Linked DNA regions of Homo sapiens: region 2 is linked to region 1. The links are chromatin loops, found by intact Hi-C in ENCODE. Cell type or tissue: MCF 10A. All regions are shown on one strand. Links, peaks and the distances in the headings refer to the core of each region. The heading gives the core; the rest is flanking DNA. Region 1 holds the start of LOC124904029 (a long non-coding RNA gene). Region 2 has its middle 17 kb from the start of MIR8059.

Evidence for each region. Hi-C counts contacts between places; a loop is a spot of excess contacts. Peaks named below come from ENCODE experiments on the same cell type or tissue, not always from the same donor. Only the 100,000 strongest peaks of a DNase experiment are listed, where the experiment ranks them.
Region 2: it touches region 1 in a loop (14-fold over the local background); 88 of 110 quality-filtered maps call a loop at or near these places.

The regions. Positions count from the first base shown.
Region 1 is chr17:50,945,618-50,959,282 of GRCh38, forward strand. It overlaps LOC124904029 (a long non-coding RNA gene), which reads right to left and starts at 5,914. Exons shown (of 2, transcript XR_007065849.1): 1 at 5,336-5,914; 2 at 3,436-5,135. RefSeq lists enhancers at 1-14, 4,896-5,422, 6,063-6,564, 8,265-9,464, 8,276-8,956 and 1 more and a silencer at 4,731-5,025. In MCF 10A, for the core only: a CTCF peak has its summit at 4,882 (motif pointing left); DNase peaks (open chromatin) are centred at 5,204 and 6,594.
Region 2 is chr17:50,777,822-50,792,636 of GRCh38, forward strand. No RefSeq gene overlaps it. Among named protein-coding and RNA genes, the nearest start is that of MIR8059, 17 kb to the left of the region's middle. In MCF 10A, for the core only: a CTCF peak has its summit at 5,520 (motif pointing right); a DNase peak (open chromatin) is centred at 5,520.

The sequences.
Region 1 (13,665 bases), core at 1-8,000:
TTTGAGTCGGAGTCTTGCTCTGTCGCCCAGACTGGAGTGCAGTGGTGTGATCTCAGCTCACTGCAACCTCCGCCTCCTGGGTTCAAGCAATTCTGCTGCCTCAGCCTCCTGAGTAGCTGGGACTACAGGTGCCCACCACCATGCCTGGCTAATTTTTGTATTTTTAGTAGAGATGGGGTTTCACCATATTGGCCAGGCTGGTCTCGAACTCCTGACCTTGTGATCCATCCACCTTGGCCTCCCAAAGTGCTAGGATTACAGGCATAAGCCACGTTGCCCAGCCTCAACAGCTTTTTTTTAAGGCACCTACTAGGTGCCAGGCACCTTTCCAGGCAAAAATCCTTATCCTGTGGAGCTGACAGTCCAAGGGAAAGAGAGTCCTTCCCTGGAGCCTAGGGCCCCATGATGGAGCCACAGTCTAGGCAGTTGCTGAGGGCCCTGATGGGTGAGTCTTAGGGAGGGAGACTGAGGCAGGGAGTGGGAGGGCCAGGCTTGTAGTGCATTGTGGGACTGCAGCCTGCGCTGGGTATTTGCTGAGCAAGGCCAAGGCTATGTGAGACACTAACATCCTGAGCCTGTGAAGGCTGAGGCCCAACAGTGGGTGTGCCCCCTGCCTAGCTTCAAATGACCTTGCACCCAGGGCAGAGGGTGAAAAGCTCACCCAGTCTTGGGCGTCATCCTGGAAGAACTCATGGAAGAGGACCCACTGAGTCAGGACATTTGAGGAGCGCATTGAGGGCGGAGGGAGCCTGGGCTGCCCGCCTTTCTGCCACGCTCTCAGACACTTGGAGGCGCTTGGGAGGAGTTTGCCTGTGTGACGTGACCAGCCCCTGACCACTCCTTGCCTTCTCTGGGCCTCAGTTTCCACAAATGAGCAGTGAAGGGGTTGGCTGAGATGAGGCGTTTCAAGTCTGGCCGCCTGTGCCTCTGATCTAGAGACCCCCCCCAGGCCAGAGACCCTCCCACCAGAGCCTGGCTCAGGCCAGGTGCATCTGCCTGATGCAGCCCAAGAGGCTGGGCCATGGTGGACCAGGAGTAGCTGTGGCCGTGGGTAGCTGGTGGTGCCCAACAGCTCACACCAGCGTATGAGGGAGTGGCACATACACATATGTGTGGGAGTCTGGTGTGCTGGGTGTGCCTCAGTAGGTAGGTGGCTGCCCAGGGGAGTGTGTGCTTGGCATGTGTTTACGAGGGGTGTAAGGAGTGTCTGCAGCAAGTGTGTAGGGGGTGGGCCACATGTGTGTAGGTCAGGTATGTATAGTTGGGGTGTGGGCGGATATTGGAGGAGTGTCTTAGTGGTCAGGGGGAGGCTTGAGGCAGGGGAGGAAGGCCTGGAGGGGCCACTCCCTCACTCTGCAAACCCCCCTCTGGCCACATGGTCAGCCTGTGGCCGATGCGCCCTGACCAGTCAATGAACTCAGGGTCTGGAAGAGTCAGCGGCTTTTCCAACCTCTTTGCCAAATGGGATGTCAGCATGGGGGCAGGGGTGGTGGGGGTGCAGGCTGGGGAAGGTGGCAATGACTTCATGACCAGACTACTGAGCAGGTGGGGAGAGGGGGCAGGGCGCTGGAGGCCGGCTGGGTGGGGGATCCACTCTGGGTGGGGAGGCAGCCCAGGCTCATGCTTCCTCAGGACCGCTGGATTCCCTTTGTGGGGAGGACCTCCTGGAGGGTCTGCAGGGGGCTCCCTTGGACTGAAAACCCTCCAGGGACTGTTGCATGGGGTCCCAATAAGCTAACAACAGCCCTGGAAGGTAAGGCCTCTTGTCCCTATTTGACAGATGAGGAAACTGAGGCTGGGAGAGGCAGCCACACAGCTAGAGTGAATGGTGAACTGGACTAGGAACATGGGTGGGCGTGTTTCCCACACTGCCCCACAGTGACACAGCGGGGGCGGGGACAGCCCTTAAAATCCGATCCTCCGCGAACACCTTGAATCCTCAAACCTCCATCCATCCAAAAGGGGCTCCGCCTTGGGGAGGCCCTTCGCACACTTCTCTACAATTTGAGGGGCCGTCGGCTGCAATAACCACATAGTGGGGCCACTACAAGTCAACAGAAGCAGACCCTCTCTCCAAAAACACAGCAGACCCTGTCTCCAACACAGACTAGGCCTAGTTCCGACTTCCAGAATGCCGTGGTCCAGCCCTGGCATTGCTGACTCATGGGGTCAGGCTGGCGTTGCTCCTCTGTGGGGCTGGAGGGGCCCCAGATCACAGACCTGGGGGTGGGTGTGAGCACTGTCTTCGTACCCAGAGGCTGAGGTCAGCTTTTGGGCTGCTCTTTCTTCAGCCATTTACTAGTTTCCCATCGTAATAATAACTACCCCTACCTAAGCTTTATAGCTCAGCAAGGACTTTCACAAACATTCTGTCACTCACACCACCCTTGCACCAGCCCTGTGATGAGGAGTTAATATGCCCATTTTATAGAACAAGAAGCTGAAGCTCAAGGAAGGAGGTTCTGGGACTCATCTCAGATCCCATGGCCAGGAAGCGGTGGCCACTCTGGAATTCTTGACCCTGCCCAGACCAGCACCTTCCACAGCAGAGACCCCCTCCAAGGAGCGGGCGACGTGTGACTTCCCCATGGGTGGACTCTGGGCTGCAGTGATCGGCTAGCGGTGCCATCTTTAGTCTGGGAGCTGTGTGAAGCCTGCTCCCCACCTTCCCCCTCCTGCAAATATTGGGGGAGGGGCATGGAGGACAGGAAGATAGAAGCAAAAGTGGCAGTGACCGGTGCATGAGAGATTGGGAGATACGTGCTGGGGAGGGGTTCCCCGGAGCAGAGCTGGCTGCCCTTGGCACTGGGCCCAGGCGGAGGAGTGGCAAGACCAACAGTTCCTGGAGCACAAGTCCCTCAGCCGGTGCCCAGTGCCAGCCATCGCCATGTTCTCATCTGCCAGCAGCAAAATGAGAAAAATAAGGACAATATAGTGAGGTTTTACTAAAGCTAGGTTTACTCAATCCAAAAGACTGTCCTTTTATCTGAGCTTTGTATTTTCAATCGTGTGTGTGTCTGTGTGTGTGTGTCTGTGTCTGTGTGTGTCTGTGTGTGTGAGCACAAAAGGACCTTTCCTTTGACATTTCCTTTTAATGACCTCAAACTCAGCAAAATAAAAAAACTGGTGACTAGCTGGTGTGGTGGCTCATGCCTGAAATCCCAGCACTTTGGGAGGCCGAGGTGGACAGATCGCTTAAGGCCAGTAGTCTGAGACCAGCCTGGCCAACATGGTGAAACCCCATCTCTACTAAAAATACAGAAATTAGCTGGGTATGGTGGCGGACGCCTGTAATTCCAGCTACTCGAGAAGCTGAGGCACAGGAGTCGCTTAAACCTAGGAGGCGGGGGTTGCAGTGAGCTGAGATGGCACCACTGCGCTCCAGCCTGGGTGACACAGCGAGGCTCTGTCGCAAAAACAAAACTGGTGACGACGTCAGATCCTAAATTTTTTTATTTTTTTGAAATGTTAGTGATGTGAGAAATCCGAAAGGCTGAGACCCACTGGGCTAGCTTGTACGTGGCTCTGGGTGAAACCTGGCACAGGGGGGCAATGTTTTTTAATTGAGGGATGAATCTAAACAGCTGGAAGCTTCTCCCGGGGGGAGGAGGGGCTGGGTTCTTGCCCAGACTCAGCCCCTGAGGCCCCAGCCTAGGCATCCCCAGGAAACCTGAGCAGAAGGAACATTCACGTAACTGTACTGGGAATTCTGAGAAGGGCCTAGGGGCCAGTTCCCCATGCCACACACCCTCTGCTCATCCCTGACCGGGAGCCGCGAGGCAATCTTCCCTTAAACCCCACCTCGGCCTCCCCCAGCACCCCCAAGGCTGGTTCCAAAATAGTCCAGGCCCTTGGAGGAGACATCATGGGTCGGGCTGGCTGCCTGTCCCGAGAGGACATGGCAATAACGCTGTGGCCGAATATAGAGGGACAGTAGACGCTGACAGGGGCCCTGGGGCCTGGGAGCCTCGCAGGTTCCACGGTGCCTGCTCCACCCCCATCCCTTCTGAGCCCTGCACCCCCTAACCTGGACAGCTGGGAGGCTGGCGCCCCTCTCCTGGCCCAGCCCGGCCCACCTGGGGACAGGTCCGAACAAGCCCAGGTAGAACAGGAGGCCGGCCTAGGAGGGCCCAGGGCCTGGGCTGGGCATGAGCTTGGGGCCACCTCTCTCTAGGGACTCAAAGCATTTTATAAGCTTAACTTCCCACAGGACATCCCGAGATCAGGAGACCAAGAGGAACCGGGGTGTCTGCTGCAGAGCCACTCCTGCTCTCTGTTCTCAGCTTCCGAAGGAGAACAGGGCCATAAAGCTGGGGTGTGGGAGGCTGAGAGGAGAGCAGGAAGCCAGTCCAAACCCCAATAAACTGCTGGTTGAATCGAATCACAAATAATTAGTCCCGATGGCCAAGACTGCCTCCACCCTCCTCTCCTGGGAATTAAAAGTCAAAGGGCAGAGCTGCTGACGCAGATGCCAGGGGAGACATGAGGCTTGGAACAGCTGGGACTCAGCTCCCAGGCTCCACTGCCCCAGGTCGCAGGCCCTGGTTGCCCCGGTTGCCCCGGACACGATGTCCCCCAGGCAGGCCCCTAGAGCTTCATTGCCAACTCAGGGAAGGGGGCTCTGCTCCCTCACCCTTCCCCTGGTGCTACGTCAACAGAACTAGATTCAAGGTTAATCAGGCTGCCCTGAAAACTGTTGCCAGATGACAGCCTGGAAGAAGCAGTTGCCAGCCTCTCTCCCTCCCACCCCTGTAAGAGGAGGAAGAGATCTCTGCCTCCCTGTCGAGGGGGAGCCTGGCTCCCTGAAACCCACTGCGCCCCTTCCCCTAGGTCGGCCTTGCCGCAGGCACCCCCTGGACGGCTGCACCAGGTCTGCGCGCCAGCGGTGACCCCCAGTGGTCAGTGCAGGACTTGAACCTGAGCCGTGGGCATGGCTGCTGCAGACTCATCACTGCAGCCTCAGCCCACAGCCAGTGACTTGGGAAGCCTTGCCGTGTGAGTGGTTTGGGGATTTGATCTTGGTAAGGCTGTTGCTGGCGTTTAGAGGTACTTCGTAGGTGCTGATTTTTCCTAATTGAACTGTGGCTGGATCTTGGCCTAAAGGTCCCACTGTCAGCAAATCCGTGTCCACATGCCTAAGAATGAATTCATCATCTTCTAGCCCTAAACCGGCTCCTCCTCCTGACTTCCCTATTTCTATTAATAGCACCGCCACCCTCCAAACCTCCGAGTCATCTTCAGCCGCTCCCCACACTGGGCGGGGTGCCTGATCTTGCCCCTCCTCCCTCCGCAGGTCACCCTTGCATTACTCTCCTGGACACTCGTAGCCTCTCACCTGCGTCACTGACATCCTCAACGATGCTGCTGGGTCAGACCTGGGCAGGGGACCCACCCCTCTTCCACTTACTGGCCTCGCGACCCTGGGCAAGTTACTTAAACTCTCTGAGTCTCAGCTTCCTCAGCTGTAATGTGAGGCTAATAATCACAGCCCCTCTCTCCTAGGGCATTGCATGAATTAAATGATAGGCTGGGTGTGGTGGCTCATGCCTGTAATCCCAGCACTTTGGGAGGCCCCGGTGGGAGGATCACCTGAGGTCAGGAGTTCCAGACCAGCCTGGCCAACATAGTGAAACCCCGTCTCTACTAGAAATACAAAAATTAGCCATGCCTGTAGTCCCAGCTACTCCGGAGACTGAGGCAGGAGAACCGCTTGAACCCAGGAGGCGGAGGTTGCAGCGAGCTGAGATGTGCCACTGCACTCCAGCTTGGGCGACAGAGCCAGACTCCATCTCAAAAATAAATAAATAAATAAATAAAATAAAAAAGAATTAAATGATAGAATGGACATGAAGACCCTATCACGTAAGAAATGCTCGGGCCGGGCGCGGTGGCTCACGCCTGTAATCCCAGCACTTTGGAAGGCCGAGGCAGGCGGATCACGAGGTCAGGAGATCGAGACCATCCTGGCTAACATGGCGAAACTCCATCTCTACTAAAAATACAAAAAAATTAGCCGGGCGTGGTGGCGGGAGCCTGTAGTCCCAGCTACTCGGGAGGCTGAGGCAGGAGAATGGCGTGAACCCAGGAGGCGGAGCTTGCAGTGAGCTGAGATCGTACCACTGCACTCCAGGCTGGGTGACAGAGCGAGACTCCGTCTCAAAAAAAAAGAAATGCTCAATGGGTATGGATTATTAGAAATCATCCAGTCCAATGCTCTCATTTTATAAGCAGGGAAACTGAGGCCCACGTGTCTTTACAACATGCTACAAAGCCAGGGACTTGGAAGTTCCTGAAATCTTGAAGCTCTTCCACTCCCCTCCTCCACCATCACGGCATTCTAGAACTCAGAACAAAAGGCCAGCTCTTGAGTCCTCTGGGCCCCTTCCTCTGCTTTCAGGGGCAGGTATGCTTGGGTAAGTGTGGTGGTCACTCAGTCACAGGAAGTATGTTCTGGGATGGGACAACCACAGCTGGTATCCAGCCAGCTGAGTCAGGGCCACCCATCTGCAAGGTGATGAGTGAGGCTCGGCACGTGGGCTGGCACAGCTGCCCACCTCAGGGCACACAGGGGCGTGCTCACATGGCAGCTGTCCAAAAAGGGCAGATGTCTCTGCCTTTGGCAATCCCGCCTTCACCTCCCTCTCCCCACACACACCGCACCCCAGTCACAGGGTGATCACACAGGGGTCAGAGGAAGGAGGGCAGGCTGATTCAGCCTCTTCCCATCTGGTTCTGCTTCCCTGTGGGCAGGTGTCCTTAATATTCTCTCCATGAATGAGCACCTGGTACCCACAAACTCCTTGAAATTGAAGGTAGGAGCCTTGTTCCAGGATAAGGATCATATAGCTGTCATCAGATTTCAAAAAGGATTTTACTCCCAAAAAGGCAATAGGAAGAAAAGCAAGTGGGCTGGGCGTGGTGGCTCATGCCTATAATCCCAGCACTTTGGGAGGCCGAGGCAGGTGGATCACCTGAGGTCAGGAGTTCGAGACCAGCCTGGCCAACATGGTGAAACCCCACCTCTACTAAAAATACAAAAATTAGCCAGGCATGGTGGCACGAGCCTGTAACCCCAGCTGCTTGGGAGGCTAAGGCAGGAGAATCACTTGAACCTGGGAGGCAGAGGTTGCAGTGAGCTGAGATCATGCCACTGCACTCCAGCCTGGGCAACACAGTGAGACTCTGTCTCACAAAAAAAAAAAAAAAGAAAAGAAAAGCAAGTGGACAGGCTTTAGAATTGGATGATCCAGGTTCAAACAAGGGCCCATCCTGGAGTCCTTGGCACTTACTGTCTACGACAATGGTTCTCAAGTAGGGACGATTTTGCCCCCTAGGAACATGTCTGGAGAAATTGGGTATGCTACCGGCATTTAGTGGGCAGAGGCCAAGGATGCTGCTATGTATCCTATAATGCACAGGGCAGGCCACACAGCAAAGAAGCACCCAGCCTCACATGTCAGTACTAGTGAGGTTGAGAACCGCTGGTTGAGGTGTCCTGTCAAATGGGGAAATCTGTGCCCCACAGCCGCCTTGGGGATTAAGGCAGGCAATGGATGAGGAACCCAGGACTGGGCCCAGCACACACTCCACAGTTGCATGGGATTCTCCTCTCCTAAGGACTTTTTGGCCTGGGACATGGTAGCTAGCGGGCAGAGGTGGAGTAGGCACATATTTTGGCTTTCACGAGAGAACTTTCTGAAATGATCTTGATGCTCCTGTCCCACCCAGCTCATGGCACAGTTTCTCTAGAACAATCCCATGCTCATTTATCAACAAGGAAAACCCAGGCATGGTGGCTCACACCTGTAATCCCAGCACTTTGGGAATCTGAGATAGGAGGATCACTTGAGCTCAGGAGTTCGAGACCAGCCTGGGCAACATGGCGAAACACTGATTCTGCAAAAAATAAAAAAAAAATTAGCTGGGTGTGGTGGTGTGTGCCTGTAGTCCCAGCTGCCCGGAGGGCTGATGTAGGTGGATAGCTCCAGCCTGGGAGGTTGAGGCTGCAGTGAACTATGATTGTGTCACTGCACTCCAGCCTGGGCGACAGAGGGGAGACCCTGTCCCAAGAAACAAAAAAAAAAAAAGAAAGAAAGAAAGAAAGAAAGAAAAAGTGGGCTCTGGAAGGAGCCAGCCACCGTTGCCCTCTGGGCACTCACCATCTCACCCCTCAGGCTCCAACAGGGTTCCACGTGACCAATCCCCGAGGGGAGAGGAGACTGCGGAGAGGATGGGAGGCAAAGCACCTCCTTCAAGCTCCAGGGAGGCAGGAGGATTTGTTTAGGAGTGGCCCTGTGCAGAGGTAGGGGCATGGCTGAGAACACCTTGGGAGGTGGTGTGAAGCTGAGTCCAGGAGCCGCCAGCCCTCCCTGCCACTCAGCTCAGGGGTCACTTGGGTAGCTTCAGCCTCAACAGCCGTGGAGTCAAGTGTCTCCTCTACAAAAATAATTCCCAAATAAGTCACTGCCTTCACCCCTGGGACTGGCTGGTGCACCCAAATTGGAGTCGCCACCCAGCCCCCTTGAGCATTGCCTTGCTGGCTGATCCAACAGAGGCAGAATTAGCTGATGAGGCTACCACAGCGGGAGGGAACTGACCTGAGGCCGCCTGGAGAGATGGGACCCCGAGGGCCCTTTCTGGCACTACTCACTTGTTGGGTCTGGGGAATTAAAACACACTCCCCCTCTCTGGGTCTCAGTTTAACAGGGAGGAGACCACCACCTTCCAAACCTCAGTGACGGCATCAGGCTGGGGGTGGTGCTGGGCCTCCTGCGTCTGTGTCTGGAGACGCAGCTGACTCCCTGACAAGCCCAGACATGCAGCTGTTCCTGCAGAGGAAGCAGCAGGAACTGGGGAAGGGCAGAGCGCTGAGGGAGGGGCAAGAGGGATGCAAGGACACCACAGTGACCGCGTGCAGCGAAGCGAGTATGAGCAGAGTCCCAATCTCCAGGTCCCCTCTCCGCGGAAGCACTTTTGTCTTTATTGGAAATTTCCTCCCATGTAACATCTGACCTCTACCTTCTCTTCTACAGATGAGCTCTGCTGTGAGTCCCAGCGGGCTGAGACACTGTGACTGCCCACCTGTCCCCAGGTGCCCCTTCTATACAGCCCCATCCCTTCCCAGGGATGCTCAGTGGCTGCGGCCACCCTTGCTTTCTGCCACTCAGCCCTTGCAGGGGCTTCACACCCCAAGAGGGGCAGTCTGGGCTGGGGCTCCTGGACTCCCTAAGGCATTATCCCATCCCCGCAAGTTGCCCGGCCGGGCCCTGAAGGAAAGGGGCCCCGGACCCAGACCCGAAGGCTGCTCACCAGAGGCTCTGCCCAGGGACTCTCACCTCTCCAGCCACTCCAACTCCCCTCCGGCTTTCCTGTCATTTCCTGATGCCACAAATCTTCTGACATCCTCCCTCTTCCCCAGTGAATTTCTTCCCCAGGCCCTTCCCTTCCTCAACCTGCTTCATACTGGACATTCCCAGCTGGTAGGATCTGCCTGTGGCTCTGCACAGGAGGCTGGGCAAGGGTGGAGAAGACTGGGGGAGCTGTCTCCCATGACCCCAGCAGAGGCGAGAGACAGAAGCTGCATCTGGGACCTGTCGGCTGCAGTTTTGGGCATTCATACCCACCTAAGCATTCTGGAACAGCCCTGAACCTGGGCATCAAACTCCCCAGGCTTGAGAATGGTGAACACTACTATTAGGCGCCCCTTCCTCCAGGCCTATGCCGACTCCCCTGTGCCCATGGAAGCTGTGTAGTCCATGCTGGCTCTGGCTCATGTGGGTGTCCGGACAGTGAGGCCGAGGCGGCAAGGGCCCTTTACTCTGTGCACTCCCAGCTCCCCATCCCAGCCAGGGCAGCCTTGACCCTCCTGCCCCCTTGCTGTGCCATGTGTCAGTTGGCTGGGATCATGCTCTTCCCCCGTCTCCATCAAGAGGATCCAACAGCATCTTGCAGCTAACACTGGGGCATGGGAGTGAGGGAAACAAACATGGTACCCACTCTTCTGTCCTAATGTTTAGAATCATGGGGCAGAAAAGCATCCTAGAACTCATCTAGCCCAACTGTCATTTTACAGAAAACAGGACAGAGAGAAAATGACCAGCCTAAAGCTCTTGGCTACTCAGGGCAGCTGGGACAGGGGTCTGGTTTCCCGGCATGGAGCCACAGTGTCTGGATGTGCTGGAACTCGGCACGTCCCCCTGAGAGTTAGCTGCAGAGGTGGCGTATGGGAGAGGAGGCTGGAAAATAGGCTTGGAGGTTTCGTCCAGGCACACAGATTCTCTCCCCCTAATCCTCAGCCCCTCCTTTTCTCCCTTTCAGCAGCAGTTATAAAATCCAGGAAATAAATGTGGATTGATGGCCTACAAAGGGCTTAGTTAGTGCTGTGACCTGCTGAGTTATGTAACTGCTATTTATTATCGGCCTTGGATGAAGTTTCCATTGAAGCAACTCACTAAGCTGATTCCGTGACATTTCTTTTAGCCTTGTTCAGAAGCAGCAGCCGCAGAAATTCTTCTGAAACTTCAAAGACTAGAAATTGATAGCGTGGATGCTTTTAAAGATTCCCTTCTTTCATCCTTTTTTTACTTTTTCTTTTTCTTTTTTCTTTTGAGATGGAGTCTCGCTCTGTCACCCAGGCTGGAGTGTGGTGGTGTGATCTCGGCTCACTGCAACCTCTGCCTTCCAGGTTCAAGTGATCCTCCTGCCTCAACCTCCCAGAATAGCTGGAATTACAGGTGTGCACCACCACACCCGGCTAATTTTTGTATTTTTAGTAGAGACGGGGTTTCACCATGTTGGCCAGGCTGGTCTCGAACTGCTGACCTCAGGTGATCTGCCTGCCTTGGAGTCCCAAAGTTCTGGGATTACAGGCGTGAGCCACCGTGCCTGGCCCCTTCTTTCATTTGGGTCAATTCTTCTCTCATCCATATCAACCCTGTTGACCTCAGCAATGGTCCCAGGCTTTAGGTGCTTGGGTCCCTGGGCTATGGGCCGCATGATGGGGGCTGAGAGAAGCTGTTTTCCCTGCCCCTGGCAAAGGAAAGGGGTTGAGAAGAACCCAGGGCTATGAGAATCTGGAGCAGCCAGTGGAAAATGCACAGAATGAAGTCAAGATTCTAGTCCCACCTCTGCTGCCACTCTTGGTCTCAGGTTGATTATTAGTAAAGTGAACTGCTTCCCTCGGCTCTACAACTTGACCCTCCGTAGTGCAGCACCCTCCTTGGTCTGGCCTGCTGTCATGCAGGGTTCGCCAGCCCACTGAGGATGAAGAGGAGGGCTGAGGGGCTGGTAGGCTCTGGGTGCTGGCAAGCGGAAGGGAGGAAAGGTAACACTAACATGGCGCCACCGTGTGTTCAAAAGGGAGCAGAGCTGGGTCTCTCCCCAGCAAGGCAGCTTTCCTCTCCCCAACCCCTTTCCTGCTCTGGGAGTGGGTGGTGGCAGAAAGCCAAGGATCCTCCTAATTCATCTTCACCTCTCAGCCATTCACCTTAGTTGCCAAAGGGGCCCTTGGGAGAAGCTCCCCGAAGGCTCTAATGCCATCCTAAAGTAGCCTTTTGGAGACTTCCAAAAGGTTCAAGAAGGAAAAGACCCAAAGGAAGTCTAGGACCCAGAGAACTCAACAGTGTCTCTCTTCCTAATTAAGACACATTCCTCCCATTCATGGAAGGGTTCATCCCGATGCCTCGGGACAAACTGGTGCGTCAAACAAAGCAGTTTGTACCAAGTGGTGCAGGCTACATGATTCTCTCCATTAAGGATCTGAGCACGTTTGTGACTATTGGGATCTGGCTGGGCATGAAGGCTGCTAGTCCACACAACCCAAGTTGCAATGGAAGAGACGGCCCACCCTCAAAGGATGTCACCTTGAACATAGCCTTACAGGGCATCCAAGCCAAGTCCGTGCTTGTCCCCAAGGACAACTACAACTGGGGACTCAGAGAGATGAGATGACTTTTGATGGAGCAGTGGTAGGGAGGGACTAGAATCTACAGTTCTTTTTCTTCTTTTTAAAATAGGTTTTGCTATGTTGCCCAGGCAGGTCTCATACTCCTGGGTTTAAGCAATCCTCCTGCCTTGGCCTCCCAAAGTGCTGGGATTACAGGCGTGAGGCACCATGCCTGGCCTTACTTTTTACTTCTTATTTTTTCGAGACGGGATCTTGCTCTGTCGCCCAGGCTGGAGTACAGTGGCATGATTTTGGTTCACTGCAGCCTCAACCTCCTGGGCTCAAACAATCCTCCCACCTCAGCCTCCTGAGTAGCTGAAACTATAGGTGCGTGACACTATGCCCGGCACATTTTTTAATTTATTTTTTTGTAGAGATGGGGGTCTCACTTTGTTGCCCAGGCTGGTCTTGAACTCCTGAGCTCAGGCGATCCTCCTGCCTTAGCCTCCCAAAGTGCTGGGATTATAGGCATGAGCCAGCCACCGAGCCTGGCCCCAAAACCTACAGTTCTTTACCATGACTTGGTTTTTGAGTTGCTCACTTCCAGCTCACATCTTAACACACCAGAGGGGTCTTTGGGAAGAAACGGCTGTCACTGCGGGGTCCCAGAAACATGGCTTTAATATGGGTGGGAAGGTCTGATAAACCCTTAATCGAGTGAAGCCCAGGACTGGGACTTTAAATCAGTCAAGGCCTGCCTAGAGGCATCTGCCCCGTTTCTGCTCTTCTCCAGCTAGGCTCCTTCAGGAAGGATCAACGTTTGAGATGTCTGTAAGAATCACATGCCAGATTTCTGCTCCTAGTTCCTTATGAACAGCCCCAGGCAAACTCTCCAAGACAGAAATGTAGACGGCATACATAGTAAAAGCCTGCTTGCTCAGAAGCCTATCAGGCCAAAATGCACCAACAGGCAAACAGCTGAAAATGCTCTCCTGAATTTGGAACTCAAACCCACTGTCACTTGTCTGGGGCTGGCCAAACGCAGGGGAAAGTCAGCTTGATGAGAAAGAATAGCAGGAAAATAAATCGAGGCCTCTGTGGGGGAAGCATACAAGTATCTGTTAACTGTCGAGTACTACATCTTTATGTGATCTCATTGGTTCTTTCCAACAATCCTGTGAATGAGAGACCATCATGACAATACAACTGATGAGGAAATCCAAGTTTCTGAAACACCATTCCAGTCTCTTTGGGTATCTCTGTACCTGAGACGTCCTACAAAAAATCTTAATCCCACTTCACATTAAAGCCATGTTTCAGGAACCCCAAGGTGACAGCCCTTTCTCCCAAAGACCCCTCTGGTGTGATATATGAGCCAGAATTTTGCATTCTTGCTTAGAAGGAGTGATGCTAAGCTTTTTAATCATGTAGAGAAGCATACGACCATCCTTGCCACTGTTCCACACCATTGTACATCTGATGATGCTAATATCTTATTTGGTCCTTTTTATCTGCTCTACCCACTTATATGCAGTGACTGTGAGTTTAATTATTGTCATAAAGCATTATGAGCAACAGATACTGAATAAATGTTTTGAGGACATCTGAAAATGTGAAATTTACCACTCTTTCATGCTTCAGTATGCCCCTCAATGTGCCTGCATAGGAATGAAATTAACTCTTAGATGCAAAAGAGAGTATGAATTATCTTGTGTTTAATTTTCACGGGATACTCCTTTTCCTTAAAATGGGGGGGGGGTGGGGTGGGACAACAGAGAACA
Region 2 (14,815 bases), core at 757-8,756, 170 kb before region 1:
TCTAGGTATATACCAGTACAGGTATATTAAGAAAAAATATGGGGTCATGGTATAAGTTGGGTTCCGAACTTACTTTTTTATTAACAATTCATTGTGTATATATCTCCATGTTACATTATACCAGGGTTTCTCAACTTGGATACTACTGATATTTGTGTGTTTTTTTTTGTTTGTTTTTTTTATTTTTGTGTTTTTTTGAGATGGAGTCTCACTCTGTCGCCTAGGTTGGAGTGCAGTGGCACAATCTCAGCTCACTGCAACCTCCACCTCCCGGGTTCAAGTGATTCTCCCACCTCAGCCTTCAGAGTAGCTGGGACTACAGGTGTGCACCACTACACCCAACTAATTTTTGCATTTTTAGTGGCGACGGGGTTTCACCATATTGGCCAGGCTGGTGTGGAACTCCTGGCCTTTGGTGATCTGCCCATCTCAGCCTCCCAAAGTGCTGGGATTACAGGTGTGAGCCACTGCATTGGGCCCACTACTGATATTTGATGCCGGATCATTCTTTGTTGGAGGGGAGCTGTGCTGTGTATGGCAAGATGTTGAGGAGCATCCCTGGCTTCTACCCACAAGATGCAACTAACACCTTCCCACCCCACTGCAAATAATAAAGAATGTCTCCAGATGTTGTCAAATGTCCTCTGGAGGGCAAAATCGCCTCCAGTGGAGAACCGTGGGTTTATATCAATCTACCTCTTTTATTGGCGGCATAAGAGTATTCCAGAGTGTGGCTGTGGAATTTCTTTTAGCTAATTTCTCTTTGATGCACAATTGTTTCCAGGCCCTTGACTCCCTGAGCACTTGTGTGTTTCTACAAGAAGCTTCAGGACTGAGGCAAGAGCACGCTGGGACCAAGCTGAGCCTCTATGGACGGCGCATGACGGAGCCGTTTCACTCCATGTTTGTTGATGGTAGGAACTGCCACCCTAATCTTTGCCAATCTGATGTGGTTTGTAAGCAATAGCACTTCTTGTCTTGTTCTCTTGTATAATTGTATAGACTGTTCCTTCTACAAAAAATGTCAAATAACAGTAATGACCACAAGGAACCCCTTCTGGCCCTAACTTTGGCAGTGCACTTGGAATAACTAGTATCACATAGTTACGACGTATGTGTATGTTTCACATGAATATAAACTCACTTCCCAAACAGTCTGCAATGGGAGTTTGAACGTTCTCTTTGAAGATAAAGTTGTTTATGACAATATGTGAAGCTTTGAAGTTTCTCAGTGATTGGGGATTTTTGTTTTCTTATTTCCTATTTCTAATTTTTTCAATTGTGGTCAAAGAATAGGGCCTGTATTATTTCTTTGAGATGGGATCTCGCTCTATTGCCCAGGCTGGAGTGCAGTGATGTGATGATGGCCTGCTGCAGGCTTGATCTCCTGGGCTCAAGTGACACTCTCATCTCAGCCTTCCAAGTAGCTAGGACTACAGGCCCATGCCAGCATGCTTGGCTAGTTTATGTTTTATTTTTTTTTGTAGAGACAGGGTCTCACCATGTTGCCTAGGCTGCTCTAAACTTATAGAGATTTCCTTCTTACTCCGGGTCGATTTTTGTAAATATCTGTAAACCTTACATTATCATCATTTGTTTAATGATGTGTGCCCAGCACATAGGTCAGAACAGTGCCTGGAACAGAAGGATGCCCCATACTTGTTGAGTGAATATTTGTTGTAGAATGTGAGCTACACAGGAACAGAGATTTTCCCCCCAGTTGTGTCCCCAGGGCTTTGAACAATACCTGGCATGTGGCTGGTTTGCAATATAAGTTTGTGGCCCTTGTAAAGCTGGAGCCATTGATTATGACATGAACTTCTGAGGAACCTTATTGTTTTGTTTTAAAAGTATCTGATACGGGCTGAGAGGTGTTTCTATTTGTCTATTTTTCTATGCATTTTAGAGTTTTTCTGGCTGGGCACGGTGGTTCATGCTTGTAATCCTAGCACTTTGGGAGGCTGAGTTGGGAGGATTGCTTGAGCCCAGGAGTTCAAGACCAGCCTGGGCAAGGCAGTGAGACTCTGTCTATTTAAAAAAAAAAAAAAAAAGAAAGAAAAAAAAAGAAAAATTACCCAGGTATGTTGGTTGCGCCTTTAGTCTTAGCTACTCAAGAGGCTGAGATGGGACGATCGCTTGAGCCTAGGAGGAGGTTGAGGCTTCAGTGAGCCGTGATGGTGCCACTACCCTCCCAGCTGGGTGACAAAATGAGACCTTGCCTCAAATAAACAACAACAACAACAAAAACAGGCCTATAGTCCCAGCTGCTTGGGAGACTAAGGTGGAAAGATCGCTTGGGCCCAGGAGGTGTAGGCTGCGGTGAACCGAGATCTCACCACTGCACTCCAGCCTAGGCAACAGAGCAAGATCTTATCTCAAAAAAAAAAAAAAAAATTCTGTGTATATGTTTTGTGGGTTTTTTTTTTTTTGAGACACAGTTTCACTCTGTGCCCCTAGCTGGAATGCAGTGGCGTGATCTCAGCTCACTGCAACCTCTGCCTCCTGGGTTCAAGCGATTCTCCTGCCTCTCTCCCAAGTAGCTGGGACTACAGGCGCCCGCCACCATGCCCGGTAATTTTTTTTTGTATTTTTAGTAGAGATGGGGGTTCACTATGTGTTTGTTTGTTTTTTTTGAGACAGTCTCACTGTCACCCCGGCTGGAGTGCAGTGGCACAATCTCGGTTCACCGCAATCTCTGCCTCCCGGGTTCAAGTGATTCTTGTGCCTCAGGCTTCCAAGTAGCTAGGATTACAGGCGTGTGCCACCATGCCTGGCTAATTTTTTTTGTATTTTTAGTAGAGACAGAGTTTCGCCATGTTGGCCAGGCTGGTCTTGGACTCCTGATCTCAAGTGATCCACCTGCCTCAGCCTCCCAAAGTGCTGGGATTACAGGTGTGATCCACCATGCCTGGCCTTTATTAATTATTATTATTATTATTTGAGACGGAGTCTTGCTCTGTTGCCCAGGCTGGAGTGCAATGGTGCAATCTTTGCTCTCTGCAAGCTCTGCCTCCTGGGTTCAAAGCGATTCTCCTGCCTCAGCCTCCCGAGTAGCTGGGATTACAGGGGCGTGCCACCATGCCCGGCTAATTTTTTGTATTTTTAGTAGAGACCGGGTTTCACTATGTTGGCCAGGCTGGTCTGGAACTCTTAACCTCGTGATCCGCCCGCCTCAGCCTCCCAAAGTGCTGGGATTACAGGCGTAAGCCACCGTGCCTGGCCCTATGTTTATTATTATTATTATTATTTTGCACTGGCGTTGGATTTTATTGCGAGAACAGACTAAAGAGAGCAATGTGTCAGAAGCGCTGCTCAGCCACAGCCTCTTGGGTGGCATGGGAACAGAGCGGACGCATTACGGAAACCCAGTTCTTGGGCAAAAGATAAGGAAGCGAAGGGCCTCACTGGAAATCTCCTGGCTTCTGGGTGTCCAGGGTGGCTGTCCCAGGCAGGCGACGGTCTTCTTGGCGGCCAGGCTGCGTATGCGTCACGAGGAAGCCTCCAGATGGAGCGCGGCCGCCAAGGCGCAGTAGCAGGGCGACGACGCTCCGAGAGGTCCCCATCGTCAGACCCCTCTGGCTTCCATGGCGCGTCTTCAAACCCGGCCGATCCCGGCGAGTGTGGCGGCCGCGCAGCGCAGTGGCGAATTCGATCTTCTGGGTCTCCGGGTGGTTCCCACTGGGGCTCTCGCGCCGTCTCTCTGGAGCCAAAGGCCCCCCTCACACGGCTTTCGCCAGTGCATCGCTTTTCCCAGCGGAAGTTCACAGAGACAGGGGGATTGAGAAGGTCTATTTTTTATTTGTCTTTTAAACTGTAGCTATACCAGTGAGTGTGAAGTGGTATCTTATTTTGGTTTTGATTTGCATTTCCCTAATGACTAGTGATGTTGAACATCTCTTCTTGTGTTTATTGGCCATTTGCATGTCTTCTTTAGAGAAACATCTATTCAAATCATTTGCCTATTTTATTTTATTTTATTTTATTTTATTTTATTTTATTTTATTTTATTTTATTTGAGACGGAGTCTCACTCTGTCGCCCAGGCTGAAGCGCAGTGATGTGATCTTGGCTCACTGCAACCTCCGCCTTCCGGGCTGAAGTGATCCTCCCGCTTCAGCCTCTCGAATAGCTGGGATTACAGGCTCGTGCCACTGTGTCAGGCTAATTTTTGTATTTTTAGTAGAGATGGGGTTTCACCATGTTGGCCAGGCTGTCTAGGACTCCTGACGTCAAGTGTTCTGCCTGCCTTGACCTCCCAAAGTGCTGGGATTACAGGCATGAGCCACCGAGCCTGGCCTTTGCCTATTTTAAAATTGGGTTGTCTTCTTATTGAGTTGTAAGAGCCTTTTTACATATTCTGGTTACAAGTCCCTGATCAGGTATATGATTTATGAATATTTTCTCCCATTCTGTGGATTGTCTCTTCACTTTCTTGATGTGCACTTTTTTTTTTTTTTTTTTTTTTTTTTTTGAGACAGAGTCTCGCTCTGTTGCCCAGGCTGGAGTGCAGTGGCTCCATCTCGGCTCACTGCAAGCTCCGCCTCCCGGGTTCACGCCATTCTCCTGCCTCAGCCTCCCAGGTAGCTGGGACTACAGGCACCTGCCACCACTCCCGGCTAATTTTTTGTATTTTTAGTAGAGACCGGGTTTCACCGTGTTAGCCAGGATGGTCTTGATCTCCTGACCTCGTGACGCCCGCCTTGGCCTCCCAAAGTGCTGGGATTACAGGCGTGAGCCACCGCGCCCGGCCTATGTGTTTTACATTATGTTACTTGGTGCACGTTTTATTTTCTGGGGTCTTTCCCTTTTAGCAGTACAAAGAGATCCGTCGTGTTTCATATAATTTTTTGAGCTTCATGTCATGACCTTGGTTTTCTTTTGGTTCGCATGTGCCTGGATATCTTTGCCCTTTTTTTTTTTTTTTTTTTTTTTTTTTTTTTTTTTGCGATGGAGTCTTGGTCTGTCGCCCAGGCTGGAGCGCAGTGGTGGGAACTTGGCTCACTGCAACCTCTGCCTTCCGGGTTCAAGCGATTCTCCTGCCTCAGCCTCCCAGGTAGCTGGGATTACAGGCATGTGCCATGATGCCCCACTAATTTGTTTGCATTTTTAGTAGAGATGGGGTTTCACCATGCTGGCCAGGCTGGTCTCGAACTCCTGACCTCAAGTGATCTGCCCACCTCGGCCTCCCAAAGTGCTGGGATTACAGACATGAGCCACCGCGCCCAGCGGGCCCGTTTTAAAAGTCGATATCATTTCCCACCTGTATCTTGTGAGCATAGTCAACGCTCAGTGAAGGTCAGCTTCCTTCCTCTTGCCTGTCCTCATGAAATGCCCCTTCCCATACCGCCCCCGCGCCCCAGGAGTAGCCTTTGCTGTCCCAGGACTGAGCTCCAACATGGGAGCCCCTCTCAATACCTCCTCTTGAGCCTGCCCCTTTCCTTCCCTGCCATTCCCATGCAAGGCCACTGGGCAGGGCAGGTCCGCACCACCGAGTTGCCATTCTCCGTGTGTCCACCAGGGGCCGCCCCACTCCTGCCTGAGCTTCCTCCAAGAACCTGCATTTTTAATTCAGTCCCTCCCTGGTCTCCCATCTCTCCCAGCACCACCTTTGGGTGTAAAGCCGCAGAGCAGTATTCCTGGTTATCCAAGGAGTCCATAAACTGTCCTGTGGGAAATCAGCCCAATGCACCCTGGCTCCCTCATTCAGCAACTGTGTTGTAGTTTTCTTGTCTGCAAAAAGAAAATAATAATTTCCACCTCACTTAGAAAGAATATGTAGGCTGGGCATGGTGGCTCATGCCTGTAATCCCAGCAATTTGGGAGACCAAGGCGGGCGGATCACTTGAGGCCAGCAGTTTGAGACCAGCCTGGGCAACATGGCGAAACACCGTCTCTAGTGAAAATACAAAAATTAGCCAGGCGTTGTGACACATACCTATGATCCCAGTTACTCCAGAGGCTGAGCTTGCAGTGAGCTGAGACCGCACCACTGCACTCCAACCTGGGCAACCAAGTGAGACCCTGTCTCAAAAACAAAACAAAACAAACAAAAACAGAAAGAAATAATATATAGTTCGGGAGCCTGAGGCACGAGAATCACCTGAACCTGGGAGATGGAGGTTGCAGTGAGCTGAGATGGCACCACTGCACTCCAGCCTGGGCAACAGAGTGAGACTGTCCAAAAAGAAAAAGAAAAAGAAAAGAAAAGAAAAAAGAAAAATAAATAATATATAGTGTTCAGCAATGTGCCTGGTATACAGTAGGTGCCTAATAAAAGCAAGTCACTTTACAAGAGTTCAAAGTCCGTCCCTCCACAACTCTCCCTAAAGCTCTCCAGGCCTGTCTGTTTTCTTAGGTAATGGGTTGGCACCCAGGTTACATGGGGGTGAGATCTCCTTGTAGGGGCACAAGCTTCATGGGTTACAAAGTCAGAAGTGTGAATGTTTCTATTTTCTATAATTGACTTGGATTTCCACCTCCATTTCCCATGTTGCACGATGTGGAAACATTTTTATTACAGAATTCAGGGTTTCCTCAGTCAATTCTTTTTTTTCTGCGACGGAGTCTTGCTCTGTCACCCAGGCTGGAATGCAGTGGTGCGATCTCTGCTCACTGCAACCTCTGCCTCCTGGGATCAAGTGATTCTCCTGCCTCAGCCTCCCGAGTAGCTGGGATTACAGGCATGTGTCACCATACCTGGCTAATTTTTGTATTCTTAGTAGAGACATGGTTTCACCATGTTGGCCAGGCTCGATTCCAACTCTTGACCTTGTGATCCACCCGCCTTGGCCTCCCAAAGTGCTGGGACTACAGGTGTGAGCTACCACGCCTGGCCTCTTCAGTCAATTCTAAGTTTTTGCCTCCCCCTTTGCCCTGGGGTCCCAGCTAATGGTGTCAGCAGGGAGAGGGCTCTGATCTTGGTCGTTCTCGTTTTCTCTGCTGGTATCTGTAAAGATGGTCTCTGGCCCTATCGGGCATCATTTGCTGATTTCCGTTCTCACTGGATTCATTACTGCCCGTGTCCATCCCATCAGCATTCACCATGAGGGCCCGCGGCCCACCTGGCCTCCTTGTTATACCATCCTGATCCTGAGCTTCATGTGGTCCCAGAACCCTCTCTCAGCCACTTCAATGGGAAACTGTGGGGAGGGGTTTGTCTCAGGCCCTCTCTGCCCAGACAAGCCACAGCAGCATGTCTCCTTACGTGTAGAGACATGAGGGTGTTCTGGGAGATGGTACCTCAGTGCCTTCACCAGGAAGTGCCTTCACCACTGCGCCCCTCTACTCCCTGAGCTCTGCAGTGCCCCTACTGCAGCCCAGACAACAGGGCTGGAGTGGGGAGGAGAGAGCCATCGTGTGATCAGTGTTTTTACTGAGGCAAGGACCTCAACTTTGAAGCTAGTATCCAAGACCTAGCTCCACTGGCTTCTCTTCATTTCTTCTGAAACATTCCTGCCCCAAGGACATCCTTGCTGCCACCTGCATTGGGGCGGGGCGGTATGACATGCTAGAGAAAGAAGCCTGGTTAACATTTCCTAATCTAGCTTGGCACATCTTTTGCCCTGTTTTCAGGGTACTCCTAGTACAGACTGACACATGCCCGCCCCATAGCACCCTAGGGAAGTTTATGCTCCCAGTAATGAGTAGGGCAGAGCCAAGGTGGTGGATGAGGTTTTCTGAGGGTTGGTACTCAGCCCCTTCTGGGAGGGGAGACGATCCTGGTTGTAAACAATAGAAAACAACCCTGGTTAACTATAGCCCAAAAATAATTTTCTGGAATGATGATGGATGGTTCATAGAGTCACAGGGTAAACTGGAACCAGCCTGACAAATTGGGCAGGAACCCAGAAGGCTGGGAGGCAGAATCACAGGGAGGGTCTTATGAGGACAATCATGCCAACCTCACAACCATCACTGCCCTTTGATGGTGGCAGCTGGGACCCCAACATTAGAGGAGTGACACCTCAATGGTCCCAGCTTCTCAATAACCCTCAGTCAGTGTCAAAGTCCTAGGCAGGATGAACCAAGGCTGAGTTCCCAAGCACCCCCTGCAGGAATTGGATCTTTGGCCCCCTTAGGCTTCCATAGGGGGAACACTGCCTCCAGCCCATCTTGAGATTTGTATCCTCCCCTCTCGATTGGTATTTGGATGACAAGCAACTAAAATCAGCAAATGCACACATCTCTCTAATTTCCCTGAATGTGCATTTGCCAAGAGGCAGTTTCAAACCTGCCTCATTTGAGCAGTCTACTCAGAGTGCTGTTTGTTTATGCCACTCGGAGAGCTTGCCAAATACAGTGAAGTCATCTGAACAGCCTGAGCGCTTCCAGATAAATACATTGGCCTCCTTTCCATGGCCCCCATAGTAGCTAACATGTACTGAACAGTGGGCCAGGCACTGAGCTCAGCGCTCTACCTGGAGGATTGCCTTGGGCCTTACTGCCATTTTTCCAAGGAAGAGACTGAGGCCCAGTGGTTTACTAGCTTTCCCCAGTTCACACAGGTCTAGATGGGAATAACAGGGACTTGACCCCACACAGCCTGTCGGGCCCTGCTCCCTGGTGATCTAATGGAGCAGACGTTAAACCAATAACCACAGGATTACGTACGTGATTAAAAGGAGCACTGGAAAGGGAAAGAACAGGGTAGGAGGAGGGAGGATGGCAGAGAAGACAATTCATAGGGGTGGGGTGGGTGGGGGTCCCGGGAAGGCCTCTGGAAGAACATTTAAGCTGTGACCCAAATGATGGATTTAGCCAGGCCAAGAGCGAGGGGAAAGAGGCAGTGGCAAGTACCGAGACCTCTGAGGCAGGAGAGAGGGGAATGTGTTCGGGGGATGAAAACAAGGGCCAATGCAGCGGGAGCAGAGGGAGCTGGGGATTTCTGGGTGGGGCCATCAGGCAGGGCCAGGCTGAGCCTTGGTGTTCTTCAGCTCAGAACCCCTCACCTCCTCTCACTGACCCCCACCCCATCCTCTGAGATCCGACCTCACAGCATAGTCAGATCCAACCTCTTCTCCCCACCTCCGCTGCGGCCACCCTAGTCTGATTATTGCAATATCCCCTCCCATTCCCACTGGTCTCCCTGCTTCTGCACCGCCCCCATATCTCTTCTTTCTCAGCAATAAAGTGATCCTTTTAGCATGGAAGTCAGAGCTTGCCAGGCCTCTGCTTCTCATTTTGCTTAGAGTAAGTGCCTAAGTCTTGCAATGGTCTACAAAGCCCTCCACAGTCTGGATCCCAGGAGCTCCTGCAACGTGGTCCCCTCTCTCACTTGGCTGTAGCCCCACTGGCCCTGTGCTCCTTCTCAAGTACACCAGGCAAGCCCCTATCTGGAAGGAGGGCCTTTGCACTGCCCGTTCCCTTGGCCCGGAATGTTCTTTCCTCACATATCCATGGGTCTCTCATCCTTCAGCAGGCCTGCCCGGGCATGTTCTCATAGTGGAGCTCAGGGCAAGAACAGATGGAGATGCTAAGCCCTCTTCTGCCTGCCTCCGGTCTGCTAACATCCTGCTGGCCACAGCAAGCACGTGGCTGAGCCCAGAGTCTGAGTGGGAGGGCACCAGGATGGTAGATGCACACGGTAAAGACACAGGGAGTAAAGCACTGGGGCCCTTGCACACATGATTACAGCCCCTTGATCTGAGCTCCAAATCCCAGGCCTCCTCCTGCACAGCGACCTGCCACCATCAGTAACTCTCTCCACCAGCCACCATCCCATTTTCATTCAGCAAACATTTGTGGAGCACCTGCAGTGTGCAGGCCCTGTTCTAGACACTGTGAGGCAGCTGCACATAAAGTAGACGAAGGCCCTGCCCTTTTAAAGTTTTGTTTTGTTTTTTTTTCTTTTTTTTTTTTTTCGAGACAGAGTCTCTCTCTGTCGTCCAGGCTGGAGTGCAGTGGTGCGACCTCGGCTCACTGCAATCTCTGCCTGTTGGGTTCAAGTGATTCTCCCATCTACTCGGGAGGCTGAGGTAGGAGAATCACATGAACCCCGGAGGCAGAGGTTGCAGTGAGCCGAGATCGCGCCACTGCACTCCAGCCTGGGCAACAAGAGTGAAACTGCATCTCAAAGAAAAAAAAAAAAGAAAAAGAAATCCTATGTGTAGGGACAATGGGGAGGCAAGTGGTCAATATCTAGTGCTATGTGAATCTCAGCAACAAGGAAGTGGGTCAGAAAGCAGCCAAATTAAAGCTTAATTATAACTCTATTTCTGTCCAGAACCTGACATGTGATTCTTGTTAACCCTGTGGGGATAGTTTCAGTGGCTGGAACAGAGTGAGCAAAGAAGAGAGAGGACTGTTAGTGGGTCGCAGGCAGGGAGGTGAGGCAATCTGAATGATATTTCCAATAGGCCACTCCATGTGCAGACAGAACCTGGGTTGGAGAAGAGGAAGAAGGGAAGTGGGGAGTCCCCTTAGGAGGGTATTGCCATCGTCAAGGTGAGAGTTCGTGGTCGCCATGGTGGTCAGATTCAGGATGTACATTGAAGGGGGCCCAAATAGGATTCGCCAGTGCATTGGAGGAAAGGGAGGTAGGAGTCAAGAATGACTGACACTATTTTTTTTTTTGAAATGGAGTCTCACTCTGTCACGCAGGCTGGAGTGCAGTGGTGCAATCTTGGCTCACTACGTCCTCCTCCTCCTCCTGGGTTCAAGTGGTTCTCCTGCTTCAGCCTCACAAGTAACTGGGATTACAGGTGCGCGCCACCACGCCTGGCTAATTTTTGTGTGTTTTAGTAGAGAGGGGGTTTCACCATGTTGGCCAGGCTGGTCTTAAACTCCTGACCTCAGGTGATCCGCCCGCCTTGGCCTCCCAAGGTGCTGAGATTATAGGCATGAGCCACCGCGCCCGGCCAAGGATGACTGACATTTTGAATTTGAACAAGTGGGTAAATGGAGTTACTGTCTACTGAGATGGGGAGTGCTGGGGTAGGGCCTCTGCTTTAGACATAAAAGGTATCTGAGAGCACAGGGTCTTTGGAACCTGGTGTCTAAAGTAGACAAAGAGACTGGCATCTCAGGTAGGAGTGCAGGCTTGGGGAGCCCCACCTTCCACAGTGTGGGGGAAGCAGGAGGCCGTCAGAGTCTCACTAGCCATCCTGTTCATTCATGAATTCATTTATTCATTCATTCAGTAAAAATTTATGGAGCACCAAGGATAAGCCAGACACTTTTCTGGATGCTGGAAATAGAGGAGAACAAGAGGCGGTGTTGCCAGTCTAATTTGGTTCCTTACCTCCAGGTAGAAGAGACAGGTAATGAATAAGCAAACGTGTAAAAGAGAAGATGATCTTACAGAAGGACGGTGTCACAAGGAGCAGTAGAGGGTGGTAGGGAGTGCCAGGGAAACAGAATTGGGTAGGGGGTCACCCAGGCAGCCCCAAGGACCAGTCCCAGACTCCCAGGAGGACCTACCTCAGTTTGTCTTCTTTTTGTCCCACAGAATGGCTGCTATACCATTAGGAAGGGGAGGGAAGAGGAGTGGCCCTGCAGTGACCCTCAGGGGTCTTTGGAGGGGGGGGCTTTGTCCTAGAGGAAGAATCTCTTCGCAGGGTGCTGTGGCTCATGCCTATAATCCCAGCACTTTGAGAGGCCAAGGCAGGTGGAGCACCTGAGGTCAGAAACTCCAGACCAGCCTGGCCAACGTGGTGAAACCCCATCTCTACCAAAAATACAAAAATTAGCCAGGCGTGTTGGTGCGTGCCTGTAATCCCAGCTACTTGGGAGGCCGAGGCAGGAGAATCACTTGAACCCAGGAGGCAGAGGTTGCAGTGAGCTGAGATCATGCCATTGCACTCCACCCTGGACAACAGAAAAAGACCCTATTAAAAAAAAAAAAATTCGCCAGGCGTGGTGGCGCATATGCCTGCAGTCCCAACTACTCGGGAGGGTGAGGCAGGAGATCACTTGAGCCTGGGAGTTTGAGGCTGCAGTGAACTATGATTGTACCACTGCACTTTAGCCTGCGAGACAGAGTGGAGCCCTGTCTCAAAAAAAGGAAACAGCGGGTGTGGTGGCTCACACCTATAATCCCAGCACTTTGGGAGGCCAAGGCAGGCGGATCACCTGAGGTCAGGAGTTCAAGACCAGCCTGGCCAGCACTGTGAAACCCCATCTCTACTGAAAATACAAAAATGAGCCGGGAGTAGTGGTGAACGCCTGTAGTCCCAGCTACTCAGGAGGCTGAGGCAGGAGAATCGCTCGAACCCAGGAGGCAGAGGTTGCAGTGAGCTGAGACTATGCAACTGTACTCCAGCCTGGGTGACAGAGTAAGACTCTGTCTCAAAAAAAAAAAAAAAGGAAACAGAGAACCCATGAGAGGTATATGCTGTGTTCCCACAGAGCAAAACTGCTCAGCCCACTGCAAAATTCTTCTCTGAGTGTGTGGAAATGGGGTTGCTCACTTTCTACCATTTGAGAGTTTCTGCTATGCAAAGAATTTTCTTTGTGCTTCCTGGTGCTTTATCCTGCAAAGAATGGGAGAGTGAGGCCTGTGAAGGCTCATAAGCCAAAGTTCCCATCTGAGCTCTGCCACTGCATGATGGGTGACCTCAGGTGATGTGTTCGTGTCCTTTGGGACAGCAAGAGTTAATATGGGGGAGCAATTTAGTTAAAAGAGATTTTGAAGAAGCTGAACTCAGACAATTGTGAGCAAGCTTCAGGGATGGTTCTGGTTATTGAGACAAGGAACAAGACGAATACTAGAACCTGCGCTGAGGCTGTGGCAGGCTACGGAGAAGAGGAGGCAATGATATCTGCTAGGAGAGTGTTGCATTATGGGGCTGAGGGACTGGGAGGGCCATGGGCATTCCTGGGGCTTCCAGTTTGGGCACTGGAGTGAATGATGGACTATTAACTGGGAGTGAGCACAGAAGGAGAAGCCAGCTCAGAGGGAAAAGGATCAGGTTCTGTTGAGGACACGAAGCGTGAGATGACTGGCAGATTTCTAGAAACACGGATGTGAAGTTGAGGAAGGAAGTTGGACCCATAAGTGCCCAGTCAGAAATCCTCAGGGCCTGGATGGTGCTTGTGCAGAGAACGACCAGATGATAACTCCAGCTGTTTCCCTTTCCTTCTAGGGACACATCCAGAATACACTTTGGGCCAGGCACAGTGGCTCACGCCTGTAATCCTAATACTTTAGGAGGTCAAGGCAGGCAGATCATTGGAGCCCAGGAGTTCGAGACCAGCCTGGCCAACGGGGCGAAAACCCGTCTCTACAAAACAACAACAATAACAACAACAACAAAAATTAGCTGGGCATGGTGGCGTGTGCCTGTAGTCCCAGCTACTTGGGAGGCTGAGGTGGGAGGGTTGCTGGAGCCTGGGAGTTCAAGGTTGCAGTGAGCCAAGATCACATCGCTGCACTCCAGCCTGGGCAACAGAGGCAGACTTGGTCTCAAAAAACAAAACAAAACAAAAGAACACACTTTGCAGCCTCCCTCCATTGAGGGGGCTGCTTTCTGTCCAGTGGAATGTGAGTAAAGTGGCAAAGCCACTTCCAGGTCTGGCCTATGAAAATCTACCCTTAGCTCTCCAATCTTCTCCTCTAGGCATTGGCCGACTTTTTCTGTAAAGGACCAGTTGGTAACGGTTTTAGACTTCATGAGCCATGCCATCTCTATTGCACCTAATCAACTCTGCCGTTGTTGTGTGAAGACAGCCATAAGCAATATGTAAATGTGTCTGTGTTTCAATGAAACTTTATCTACTAAAGCAGGGCCACAGCTACTCTTCTCTCTCTCTTATTTGCTACCTGAATTCTGATATTCAGATCGCCTTTAGAAGCCACATGTTGAAAGTGGCACAGCCTCCCGTTGTCTGAGACACTGTAAGAAACCCAGACAAGAAAACCAGATGGGGTGCAAGGAATCGGCGATTTCCGTTTCTTACAGCAGAAATGGAGGTCCCCCAATTCCTTGCCCCCATCCTCCTTTTATGGAGTAAGAAATAAACCTGTATTGTGTTTAGCAACTGAAATTTGGGGGTGGGGTATCTCTTCCATAAGTTAGTGTTACTTTAACTAAGATAGAATTAGTACTAGGAGCGGGATATTGCCATAATGAAAATCGAAAATGTGTGGCATTGGTTTTGTAGTTGGGCAAGATAGTGAGAAAACCTTTGTCAGGGTTTGGAAAGATGGAGACCCATGCTAGGCAACGGCAAAACATTTGGTAAAATAGTTGCCTGAGATAAACAGGTCAGCTGTCCTCTGACCCTGTAGCTCTAAGGGAAGAAGTCATAAAGTACAGGCAGCACTTAACAAGGTCTCAGAAGAATAAGATGGGACCAGTGAGCACTGGCTGATTTGCAAGCAAAACTAAGATGAAATAGGGACTCCCGGAATTTGGGGTATTGGTTAGGAACATTGACGGCTTCTAGATGCCAAACAGAAGGAAATCATAGCTTAAAGGCCTTTGAGCAGCAAAGGCCCATGAAGCCTCAACCTCAGGCAAGGTCAGAGTCAGGGAGTGTCCTTCCCCAGGCCTGAGAACCTCAAGATTGCCATCAGCACATCGAGAGAGAATGGCCGGAGGGCGGACAGCAGAAGAATCAGGCTGGAGAACTGTGTCTAACTGTGAATTTCGCACGTGGTTGCTGGCATCCAGAAATGACTGGAAGCAAGTAGAGGAGCCTTTTCAGATTTTCAGGGAACTGTATGTCAAATAAGCCATAAGCCTGAACTTCAAAAAATAAACAAATAAAAAAGAGAGAAAGTGTTTGAACTTTTGGGCCTTAAAACCACCTTGAGGCTGGATGTGGTGGCTGACGCCTATAATCCCAGCACTTTGAGAGGCTGAGGCATGTGGATC